2 separate regions of the Homo sapiens genome follow, and region 2 is linked to region 1. The links are chromatin contacts, found by Hi-C or POLR2A ChIA-PET in ENCODE. All regions are on one chromosome and are shown on one strand. The core of a region is the stretch at or near the end of the contact, and the rest is flanking DNA. Distances in the headings are between cores, read along the strand shown. Region 1 holds the start of LINC01827 (long intergenic non-protein coding RNA 1827). Region 2 has its middle 33 kb from the start of DNAH7.

The links. A loop is a pair of places that touch in the nucleus more often than their neighbours do. ChIA-PET counts read pairs that join two places held with the same protein, here RNA polymerase II (POLR2A). Pooled maps may share reads with other maps.
Region 2: a loop to region 1 is called in a pooled map, with 1.9 times the contacts of the local background. The contact joins the enhancer-like site here to the promoter of LINC01827 in region 1. A Hi-C loop is called at or near these places in 1 of 37 single-sample maps with no recorded cell type and 1 of 50 pooled maps. POLR2A ChIA-PET finds 5 or more read pairs at or near these places in 4 of 52 experiments (BJ, Panc1, T-cell and 1 more).

Annotation. Positions count from the first base shown.
Region 1 is chr2:195,570,824-195,577,100 of GRCh38, forward strand. It overlaps LINC01827 (long intergenic non-protein coding RNA 1827), which reads right to left and starts at 3,670. Exons shown (of 2, transcript NR_187191.1): 1 at 3,501-3,670.
Region 2 is chr2:196,099,196-196,105,131 of GRCh38, forward strand. No RefSeq gene overlaps it. Among named protein-coding and RNA genes, the nearest start is that of DNAH7, 33 kb to the left of the region's middle. RefSeq lists enhancers at 1,768-1,857, 1,878-2,027, 2,298-2,397. Within about 2 kb of position 2,201, at least 5 of the 41 ENCODE cell types and tissues checked have a DNase peak (open chromatin) inside an H3K27ac peak, as active enhancers do.

The DNA of each region.
Region 1 (6,277 bases), core at 2,420-4,919:
AATCGATCTGATCTTTTTTTTTTAAGCCACTCATACTGACAACAATATAGATGACCTTTGGCCGGGCTCGGTGGCTCAATCCTGTAATCCCAGTACTTTGGGAGGCCGAGGCGGGCGGATCACAAGGTCAGGAGATTGAGACCATCCTGGCTAACATGGTGAAACCCCGTCTCTACTAAACATACAAAAAATTAGCTGGGTGTGGTGGCGGGCGCCTGTAGTCCTAGCTACTCGGGAGGCTGAGGCAGGAGAATGGCATGAACCTGGGAGGCGGAGCTTGCAGTGAGCCGAGATCTCACCACTGCACCCCAGCCTGGGCGACGAAGCGAGACTCTCAAAAAAAAAAAAATAGATAGATAGCTAGATAGATAGATAGATAGATAGATAGATAGATAGATAGATAGACAGATAGATAACCTTTTTAAAGATCCTTTTAGGCAATTTCAGTGGTTTGGGAGAACATTCAGTGCAGAAATCTTTGTATTCTCTAAAACTGGGAGACCTTTTTATAGACTCACACAATGAAATACATTTAGCACTAGAAGGGATCTCAAAATCATCTATTACAGGCCTATTGTTTTATCAGATAAAATTTCCATGATATAATTTTTTTCTAAATATGTATATTTTGGATAAAGTAATATAAGCATATAGTTCAAATGTCAAAAGGTACAAAACACTGAACAGTGAAAAATAAATGTCTCCCACTCCTAGTCACCCAGTTAGCATCTTTGGAGGAAACCACTGTCACCAGAGATAGTCTATGCGTGCTATGATATCCTTTCAGCAAGAGCTTCAGACCTAGCAAGACCAGAGAGGTCATAAATTAATTGTATTTGGAATTATCATAAAGTAATAGTAGACCTTTTAACTTCAATCTCAACTCTCATTACTTACTAACTTGAACAAGTTAATTAATGTCTCTTCCTCAATTTCCTCATCTGTATGATAGAACTAATGATACCCACCAGTCAGGATTGTCAGGATTATGTGAGGTAATGTACCAAAGTCCCAGATACATACCTTAATTTTGACTATGGGAAAATATAATCTTTTTTTTTTTCTTAAATCTATCTGCATTCTAAATGTAGAGGACACAGTTTCATTAAGGTAGGAATGAGGATAACTATACAAAATATATAATAAGGAAAAATATGGTATGATGTCTGTTTGCATAGCACTATCAGTTTATTTTTCCCAGCCTTGATGAAGTTGATTGGCTTCTTCCTTAATCACTTTCATTTCATTAATAGTTGTCTTTCATCTTCTCCAAGAGCACATCACACAACCTGAAAGTCAGAGGTCTCCCTGAAATCCACTACTTTCGAAGATTGTATGCTGATCATATTACTGAGAGAGTTCAAGAGGAGGGAACTTATCACTTAATAAATTTCGGTGATGCAACTAATGTGTCCTAGGCATTCTGCTAGGTGGTACAGAACCAAGCAAAACACAATGGACAAGATGGTACTAACGACTGTTCTACTTAGGGAGCCAGGAAATTCAAGGGATTGCTTTGTCTCCTAAGACCTAGAAAATCATTAATCTCACTCAAATTTAAGAGTTCAGTTACAAGTAAAAGGAAATCCAATCAAACAACTTAAACAACCAAGGGAATGTATTGGCCGATGTGACTGACGAACCAAAAACTGGGCAGATTTTAACAAAACCAGTAGTCCCATAATGTCAATAAAGACCTGCTTTCTTTCCACTGCTGCACTCTATCTCCTGTGAAGCAGTTTTCGTCTTAGGCTGCGTCTTCTAGTGTAGTCAGAAGCAACCACAGTTACATGCTTCCTAGTTCATATCTACAAAAGCAGAGAGTACCTTTGAAGCAACTCCCATGGATCAGACAAGAATTTTCTTTTCCAAAAACTTCAGCAATTGGCTGGCAGTGGTGACTCAGGCCTTTCACCCTAGCACTTTGGGAGGCTGAAGTGGGCAGAACACTTGAGCTCAGGAGTTAGAGACCAACCTGGGCAACATAGGGAGACCCTATATCTACAAAACATCAAAAAAATTAGCCGGGTATGGTGGCCCCCTCCTGTGGTCCCAACTTCTTGGGAGGCTGAGGTGGGAGGACCACTTGAGCCCAGGAGATCGAAACTGCACTGAGCCATGATCCCGCCATTGCCCGTCAGCCTGGATGACAGAGCGAAACCCAGTCTCAAAAACAAAAAAAAAAAAACAAACAAAACTCCAGCAACTGTCTCCTTTATTGTCCATTAATGGTTCACATGCCTACTCTGAATCAGTCACATGGACAGAATGATGTAATAATGCTGATTAGTGTAAGACAAACAGGTTCTCTGGAGGTGGGCAATCCAGCCCAAGCCATGCTCAAAAACATACTGTTTGTTTAAAGTAGAAAAGGCTCTGGATGGTGAGAAGGGATTTTACAAATGTCAGTGTAAGCTCTTGCTACTGCTTCTCTCTGCATGTCTATTCTAGGTTGCTCTTGTAGGCTGGCTCCACATGTAAGGATTTTACTTTGGGTTCCCTCATAATTTAATGTTCATGTAGCTGAAGCTTGCCATAGAGGTCTCACACTAAATACCTGTGACCCGACAACTCCAATTCTCATCACTTAACTATGACTTTTGTGTCTCAGTGAAATTTTTTCAAACAATATCATCTAGTTGGCTTGGCCTAACCTATGGATCGACTCTCAGAGTAGGTCTCCCCACCCTGGTCCAATCATCATAACCAGGGAGTAGGGTCATATGATATAAACATAGATGACTAGGCCCATCTGTTCAGCAGGGGAACAGATTCTTTTAGAAGGGAATGTGGGCAGAAAGGCAATTATATACATCTCTAACCAGAAAAATCCCAGGGGTGGAAATGATAGGAAGAAATGGCACCAAATTTAAAGATAAAAGAAAAGCTGCCACTGTAATTCAAAATTAGACAATGTAACTGATCATAGACTTTTGCTATAATCGCTATTTTGGCCTTATAATCTCTGAAATTTACTTTACAGAACAGTGAAACACTTCTTTGAGGAGAAACATTATAGAAGAAAACAATCTTTGATCTAGAAACCTAAAAAGATATTTATGCTCATTATATTCCAGGTGCTGAAGAGTGTCAAAGCACAGCTAAATATTATGCCATTTGTGCAGACTCGGAATGAGTTTAAGCACTGAAAGAGCTACCAGAATACCCCAGCAGAACATCTCAAAACAAAGCATTATTTCTCTCTTAAGAAAATTACCAGGCTGGGCACGGTGGCTCACACCTGTAATCTCAGCACTTTGGGAGGACGAGGCAGGCGGATCTACCTGAGGTGAGGGGTTCGAGACCAGCCTGCCCAATGCGGTGAAACCCCGTCTCTACTAAAACTAAAAAAAATAGCTGGGTGTGGTGGCGGGCACCTGTAATCCCAGCTACTCAGGAGGCTGAAGCAGGGAGAATTGCAGTGAGCCGGATTGCACCACTGCACTCCAGCCTGGGCGACAGAGTGAGACTCCATCTCAAAAAAAAAAAGGGAAAATTACCTATTTGCACTTCTTGATTTCCAGGAAGGTGTTAGAGATCTTCATCCCATCCCCAGCCCAAGTCTAGACGTGTTCACCGGAAAGGAAGAAGTTTTTGAGTTCTCAGCAGTAGCTGTGGCTCTAAGGAAAGCAGTGTTGTATGGGTATTAGAGTAGTACAACCAAAGCTCTGCTGGAACAAAAGAGGAACACAGAAAGCTAGGAATGACAAGTGTTTTTCTTCCCTCTCATATGATTCAGTCAGGCTGTCTTTGACCTACATAGCCATCTGACTGGCCACTGTTTTCTTTTCTTTCTTTTCTTTTTTTAGAGATGGGATCTTGCTGTGTTGCCCAGGCTGGACTGAAACTCCTGGGTTCCAGTGATGCTCTCTCCTGAGCTTCCCGAGCAGCTGGGACCACAGGCATACACCACTGCACTGCACTGCACTTGATTAGGTATATTTTAAAATGTAAAATAATAGTGAAAGGATTCTCCCTAGTCCCCATAAACCTGGGAATGGATCGAGGTGAGGACACCAAAACTTTCCCCTGAGACATGGAAATTGCACTGAATGTTTCTTGATGGTTCTAATGCATTAAGAATTAAGAGCTCTTTGCCTAGATTACCCCCAAAATATTAAAAATAACAAAACAAAGTAGAACTAAGGAAAAATATAAGACACATAGAGAAAATGTTTTTCAAAAAATGTTATTTGACCTATGGCTAATTCTGATTTTAAAAGCAGTTAAACAAACGAAACACAACCTAGTGATGCTTACGACTGAAGAAACCATTGATACCTGAAAGAAGGGAAGACTTTAGATATAAAGGCAGAGTGGAATTTTTTTAACCAACATTTCATGCAGCAGCTCCACATGGCCTTCCCATGTCTCAATAGCTTTGATTTGTGGAAATAATGGTTATGCAATTTCCACATATTGTGCTCCAATCACAGCATGTAAGCAACAATAAAAAGAAAACAACTAAATGTACTTGAAGCTGGAGATTTTGATAAGGTTTTCTTTTCACTTCACAAAGTTTGTTAACTGGATATTTTTCTAAGGCAACTGAAATATTCCTGCTGAGTTTCAGACAGATATATGTAAAAGCAGCAAAGTGTCTGATTTTCTTAAATGTATCTATGGCAGCAACACTAGTTAATTTAGTTGTGAAAAAATAACCAAAAAGAAACTATCGGACTATAAGAATTCCACAGTTGGCAGACTGTTGGTATTTCTCTTTCTCTTTAAATATATATATAAATATATCTATAAATATATATAAATATCTATAAATATATCTATAAATATATATATTAAATATATATATGCCATCTGTTTACAAAAGATGAGAAATGTTGGAGAAAATTATTTCCCTTAGGGTATAATGTTATGGCCATTCAGAGAGAGGTCTCTGGTATTTTCAAGGAGAATTTGGTACAAGAACAAGACAGCATCAGGTCTGCACAGTCATTGGCTGCAAAAAACAAAGATGATTTCCTTTAGTCCCTGTTTTAGTTTTACTCTTTGAACTTCCAAGTTTATTTATTGTTATTATTTTTAATGTGGCACAGATTGTTTTAAGAATCAACTTGGTTCCCTTTTTTGAAGTCCTTTTTTTTTTTTAATTTGTTGAGACTGGTTTCTAAAGTGCTCCACCTCCACCACCTGTCATTAGATGGGGGGCTGCGGCTTGGAGAACACTCACAGTTCTGAGTTCAGCTGTGGACGGAATAATGAAGGGCAGCTGCAGAAGGAGGTAGAGCTGCAGATTCAGAGGTAGGTGGCAATACAGTATTTCAAAATAAAAACTACCAAGCTTCAGATCGGTGATAAATTGTCATGCACTAAGTGTACCTGGAGAAATAAAACTAATCTCTATCCATTTTAATTCTCTCAGAAGGACTTTCCCTCTTACATATAAAATCCTGGGAATTTCCCCCTCCTCATCCAGTCATTTCTATGTGATTAATCATACATTGGTTACTCGTCACTAGATGGCATTGTGCAATGTTTCTTGACAGCAGTAACTAAATTGGTAAAGTTACAGCTTGGGCTATTTTTTGGTATTTTCTTCTTTGGGATGGATCTAGAGGATCTAAATCTGATCCTGGATATGTCATCATCTTTATATGTTTTATGAGTATGGCTTTGTAAAATTTGTGTCTTCTTTGAGAGTCTTTTTCTTAGTATAACTTCCTAGTACATGAACCCAATAATTATCAGTCTTAAATGAACAATAAATAAATTCTTCCTCTAATTTTCCTCCAAGTCACATGTACAAATGTTTACTTACATTTGCAGAAATAAAATAAAGCTCAACATATCTAGGATCTCTACCTAGGCATGAAGGTAGAAAAAAATATATATGGAAATTTGCTTTATCTAAGCATGGCCAGTTGAAATCAAGCTGTGGATAAGCCATGAAGATAGAGTAATATAAAAAGATCAGTTAATGCTTTCATAAACCTGTGAAATTCACAAAGGAAATATAATAGCCATAAGTAAGTAAAACTGATATAAATGTGTTATGAATTAGTAGTCACAGTCTTGTACTTTTCCAGACATGACAAATAATTGTGACCATTTTTATTTGTTGTGTTCCCATAAACCTTATGGTGCTGAAGAATAAATTCTAATTTCTGTGCTATCAATAAAATAGGACACATTTTCCCAAGTTATAATTATGACTTAGTGACCTGAGAATTTGTAAATAACAATGGATGATAAAATTAATTATTTGGAATGAAGCTAACAAGATAAATGACAGATAGATAGATAGATAGATAGATAGATA
Region 2 (5,936 bases), core at 951-3,450, 530 kb after region 1:
TTCTCTTTCTATCTTCTTCAGAGGTGTTTATTCAGTGGCTCCTGTCTGTGAAGGGTGTCTTCAATCTGCAGTCTGAAGGAAAGAATCTCCACCAGCCATATTTTTGCCAATGCTTGTCCCATTGTTTCTTCCTTGCCACTCCTCCAAAACACACACATACATTCTATACCTCTACTAGCACCCACTATAATCACTGTTTCTACATTCACAGATGCAAAATGCCTTTATGTTCAGAGATGGTTAACATTTTCTTTTTGTCACAAAATCTGTAGGTTGCTTTTTGGATTTTTAGTAATAATCTTACATAGAATACACTTACATAGGACATGGTTCCTAGCCAAAGACATCCAAAAGGTTTGCTCAAAAACATGTCTTGTTGGGTCAGCCTTTATTAAATCCTCCCCAGGAGCCGATATTTTGGGAACAAAATATTACTGGTAAAGAGAAGCATGTGAAGTTTCCAAAAGCAAAAGTGTCTGTAACCAATGAACAGATAAAATTTCAAGGCCTATACAGTAAAGCAGCTGTTAGATGATTTACTGGAAAATTCCTCCAAAACATAATAGAGGCTGCCCACTACAAAGGAAATATTTTTCCTTCAAGTGCATAATATTCAAGTTCAATATGTTATGTACTCAAATTACCTCTCTATTAAAATCTGGGGTTTTCACGATAACCTCCACCATGGGGACTTGATTCTCATTCCATCCCAATGAAAAGCCAGGACAGCACTGGTTGGTGTGAGATTCATGAGGTGAGTTCCAAACTCCAGAGACTCATTCCTTTTGTGCAGCTTCCAGTATCAATAACACAGGATAGGACTTCATTTCCCAGGCATATAAGTGACTCACACTAAACTAGACAAATTCGATAACCTCTCACTTTCATTTAGAGAAATGATCATAAAGCTGCCAGTGGGGCACCATGTGATTTTCAAGGCGGGCAGCACAATTGCAAAACAATACTTGCAGGAATCATAGAGGAAGAGAACAATTGTTTCCAGCACCTCCCTTATCTCACTATATGGACAGACAGTGCATAGAGGGACATTCTCAGATGCCACAGCACTTGAGTGTTTTGGTAAAGTCCTGATGGAGACCAGGGAAAGCGGCAAGAGAGTGAGGTGTGCAGCACACAGCACAGTCACTGCTCCACAGCACCAGAGATCTGGAGGCACACGTGGAACCAAATGGGCCAAAAAAAAAAAAAAAAAAAAAAAAGGAATTCATAGTCCTCAGGCCAAGAATTCTCCATTTAACCTCATTCTTGACTCTGCCAACCCACGCGATCATTTATTAGGAGTTAACAGAAACCTTTAGGGAGAGATTTGTTAAGGGTTACAGAATCAGAGCAAGGGAGGAGGAATACGTTTCTAGTGTTCTATACCACTGTAGGACTACTACAGTTAACAATATGTAGTTTCAAATAGCTAGAAGGAAGGATATTGAATGTTCCCAACACAAAGAAATGATAAATGTTTGAGATAATGGATATGCTAATTACCCTGATCTAATCATCATACATTATATGTATCAAAACATCCTTACATACCCCATGAATATGTACAATTATTATGTGTAAATTAAGAAAGAAAGAAATCTCTTGGACTCCATGTAATGTATTTACGCACAGAACACATTCTGGCTCAAACTAGGAGGTGGAGGTCTCCAACTGTACAAAGGGCACTATTGCACTTACTAGGGGTAAGGATTAGAGCTTTCGATCTACACAGGAAAAGTAGAAATGGCAGTCAAGAGCCACAGTGATGCAAGCTGAAGTCAAACCAAGAGGTGTTCCCTGCCACTTGTCTCTTATTTTGAACATGCCAACTAATTGCAGCCCACCCATCCATCCTTCCTTGTGCCAGAGGTGAGGGCTAAGCCATTGCTGCAGAAGTCCTCTTCAGCAGATAGCTGTTTATCTGGTCCTTGATTAATGGTAAGGGGGCTGCTCCTAGCTTTGTTTGGATGTTCAGACAGCAAGAGAGGACACTTGGTTTCAATATGTATATCTATTTGATTCAACCTCCAGCTAAACAATCCTGTTTTCCCTAAGAAATGAACATGGAAATGGTCAAATGTCCACAGGAACATTGGTACAGGAGGAGTATGTTCAATAATCACAAGATATGAGTCAGATGTTCAGAGTGTGATTTTGATATGAACCTTTATTGTGGGAGAGGGAGGGAGGGTTGAGCTATCTGAGAATCAGTTCTGGCTCAGTCCCTTGAGCCTGCTTGGGTGCGAAGGTTTCAGTTCTGTGTCAGTGACTCAGCTCTACTCTGTTCAGGGAAGATAAATTAGGTGCCACGTGCTTTACTCTTAGTGAAATAGGTTATTTTGGGGGAAATATGTGGAAAGTTACTTTTTAAGAAATTCCAGTGAATATGAAGGGCTCCTATCTGAAAAGATGCACATTTGGCTTGTTGTGAGAATTTTTTCCTTCCTTATGAAAAACATCTTGTCTTCAAATTTGTCTGGAACTGTTTACTACATTGCCCTTTTGAGTTGCACCAATAAGAAGGGAGTCAAACACCATTTCCAATAATACTCTGCTCAGTCATAGTGACAGTATGCCCCTGCCTCCCACGCTGCCACACCAGTCCCAGCCGAGGAGCACCTGTGAAGTCTGTTCTGCATCACAGCAGTAAGCAGTCACAGGGCCTATTAGTTATGCACAGCAGGAGAGACCTTGGGGTCAGTGTTAGAGTTATGTTTTTCATACGCATGCAAGACAGCTTACATTCTGCACTCTGGTGGCGTGCAGATGTCCTGGAGAGTAAGGCTCCTTTGGTTCCCTCACTTTTCCTTTTGCTAATAGACCCCAGGCTTTGTTCAGGGATCAGGCAACAATATGCTCATGGTAGTTAGGCTCAGTCTCAGAGAGGAGTCATGGATCATCCATTCCCCTTTGCCTGTGAATGGCGTAGGGATCATGCCAAAAAAAGAAACACTGCTTAGGGGTTTGGAAAAAGTATTTTCTTCCTAGTAAAAGAAATCTTGGTATGACTGAGCTGCTAAATCAATCCACCCTGCAACCCTAATTTTGGACTTCTTGTTTGGAGAGATAATAAATTCTTTATTGTTTAAACCCCATTGGATATAGTGAAAATTTCACCAAAAAGCATCCTAACTGGTCCTCACGGGTAGGAACCTGAATTTATTTCAACTTCTGGAAGACTGTTATGAGCCACAGACTGTCAACTCCTATACAAGCTGAGAAAATAAGCATTCATGGTAAACTGGGGTTATTGAGGAAATTGCAGTTGAATTTGCTCACCTGTAAAATGGGAATATCAGTAGTAACAATTTCAAAGTCTCATCCTGATGATTAATTTAACCCAGGCAAAGCTCTTAAAGCAGTGCCTGGCACATAGAAAAGACACAATTTAATTATCAAGTGTTGTTATAGAGATGAGGAGGCAAGAAGGATTGATCACTTGGGGCTAAATTAGGGATACCAACTAGGAACAAAGATACTCACTTGCAAAGAGAAAGATGATGGCAGACACTCTGGCATGGCTGGCTAGTAGTAAAGTAATATAGAGGAGATCATAATTACAGTTTACCAAGCCCTCTTCATCATGTTCATTCCCTTTGCATGAACACAATTTCCTCAATACCTACAGTTTACCATTAATGCTTATTTTTTCAACGTATATAGGAGTTGATAGTTTGTGGCTTATAATACTCTTCCAGAAATCGAAAGTAAATTCAGGTTCCTACCCCTGAAGACCAGTTAGGATGATTTTTGGTGCAATTTTCACTATATCAAATGGAGTTTAAACAATAAGGAATTTATCATCTCTCTATACAAGAAGTCCAAAATTAGGGTTGCAGGGTGGATTGATTTAGCAGCTCAGTCATATCAAGCTTTCTTTTATTAGGAAGAAAAGCCTTTTTCCGAAGCCCCATGTACTCCCGCTAACTACATGGGTGAGCTGGCTGTGACTGCAGCTCTCATCCAGAATTTGTCTCTAGGGTTGGTTTAGTTCACCTGGTGTGATAGACTGAATAATGAATGACCACTGTCCCCAAAGATGTCAATGTCCTAATCCTTGGAACCTATGAAAATGTTAATTTAGTTCAATGATAAAAGGGACTTAGCACATGTTATTACATTAGGGATCGTGAGATCGAGAGATTATCCTGAATTATCCAGGAGAGCCCAAGATCCTTATAAAAAGGAGGAAAGTCAATACTAGGAGATGTGATGATGGAAGCCACAGACTGGAGTGATGTGAGGAAGGGGCCACAAGCTAAGGAATATAGGCAGTCTCTAGAATCTGAAAAAGGCAAGGAAACAGATTCCCCCCTAAGCATCCAGAAGGAACACAGCCCTGCCTACAGATTGACTATAAACTTCTGACCCCTGAACTGTCAAGGAATACATCTGCATTGTTTTAGGCCACTAAGTTTGTGGTAATTTGTTACACCTGCAACAGGAAATTAATATACCTGACTAACCAGCTGAGACATGATCCCTAATTCCCTTTGTTAGTTTGTATGTTTCTGCTGCAAGTAACAGAAGCCTGAACTCAAAATAGTTTCTGCAGTTAAGGGATCTATTGTCTCACATATTAAAAACAGAGTAACAGAGTCAGGATGTTACAAGTTGGTTCATTCAACAGCTCAATGACATCATCAAAGATCCAGGGTTTTTTTTCCCCAAATCCTTGCTTTGTTTTTTTTCAGCACAAAGGTTTATCTTTTTGGGTTGACCCACTCATGGTCAAATGTGGTTGCTGCAGTTACACTCATGGTCAAAAGTGGTTACTGCAGTTCTAAGCACTATATCTTTACACGTTAACGTCTAAAAGTTGGAAGAGAAAACCTCGTCTTTCCTGTGTCATTTTCAAAGTACCAGGAATATTTCCCAAGAAGTCTCCCGGTAGGCTTTGCTTCTCACAGCATTAGCAAGAATGGAGTCATTCAGCCATTTCTAAACCAGTCGCTGAGAGAGGCATAGAATCAAGATCCACCTCCTGGGACAACTGAAGGGCTGGCCTCTTTTGAAGGTTGTGGTGGCCTAGTTCATGGCTTGTGTTAGTGAGTAAGAAGAGGGGAGAAGGATGGCACAGTTAGCAAATAGCAATGTCTGTTATACACCCTCTTCAAGGTTCCTTGTGAGCGGTCAACCTTACCAGACAGAACAATCTTCCAAGGTAGACGAGGGCTGTCTTTTAGGCAAGGAGTTCAAGTGTCTATAATTCTCACTCTTTTTGCTTAGGATCTTCTGACTAATGAAACACATTCATTTAGTTTATATTTTTATTTGCATAGGGTAAGCCCTAAATAAATGTTTACCAAATTCAGGGTCAATATTTGTGCCTCCAGTGATATTATTGTATTATTGTTTGATTCTCAACCATGTGGGCTGATATTTACAGTCTATTGGAGATTTCAGGAGGCATAGATACATAAAAGTAAAAGTACTAACTTTCACATAACATTTTCTTTGTGCCTGTCATACTTTACATAATTCTTTTAACCTTAGCTATAGGAAGTGGTACTGTTTTTAATTCCCATTTTATAGATAAAGAAATCTAGGCACAGAGAGGAAAACCATTGCTAATCCACAAATTCCTAAAGCAAAACAATTTTCTTCACAGCAGTATGTTGTTTTAATTATGGCTATATTTAAATGGATGAAATGTCTAGAAAGAAAATATTGGTAATTTATCTGGACGACTCCAAATACATATTTGATATGGTACCAGGAAAAGAGCAATTAGAGAGCCACCCCTTGCCACTGCTTAACCTTTCCCAAAGGGGTGGCTCTCTAATTATATTTTTAAGAAAGTAATAAAAATTTAGGAAATACATGTCTGATACATGATATAAACTGCAGGGAGATTTTATCCAAAAAATTCTTTTAGGTGTAAAATTAAACAAAATAAGCAGCATTCAAACCTAAATGAAGGGCTGACAAAAACA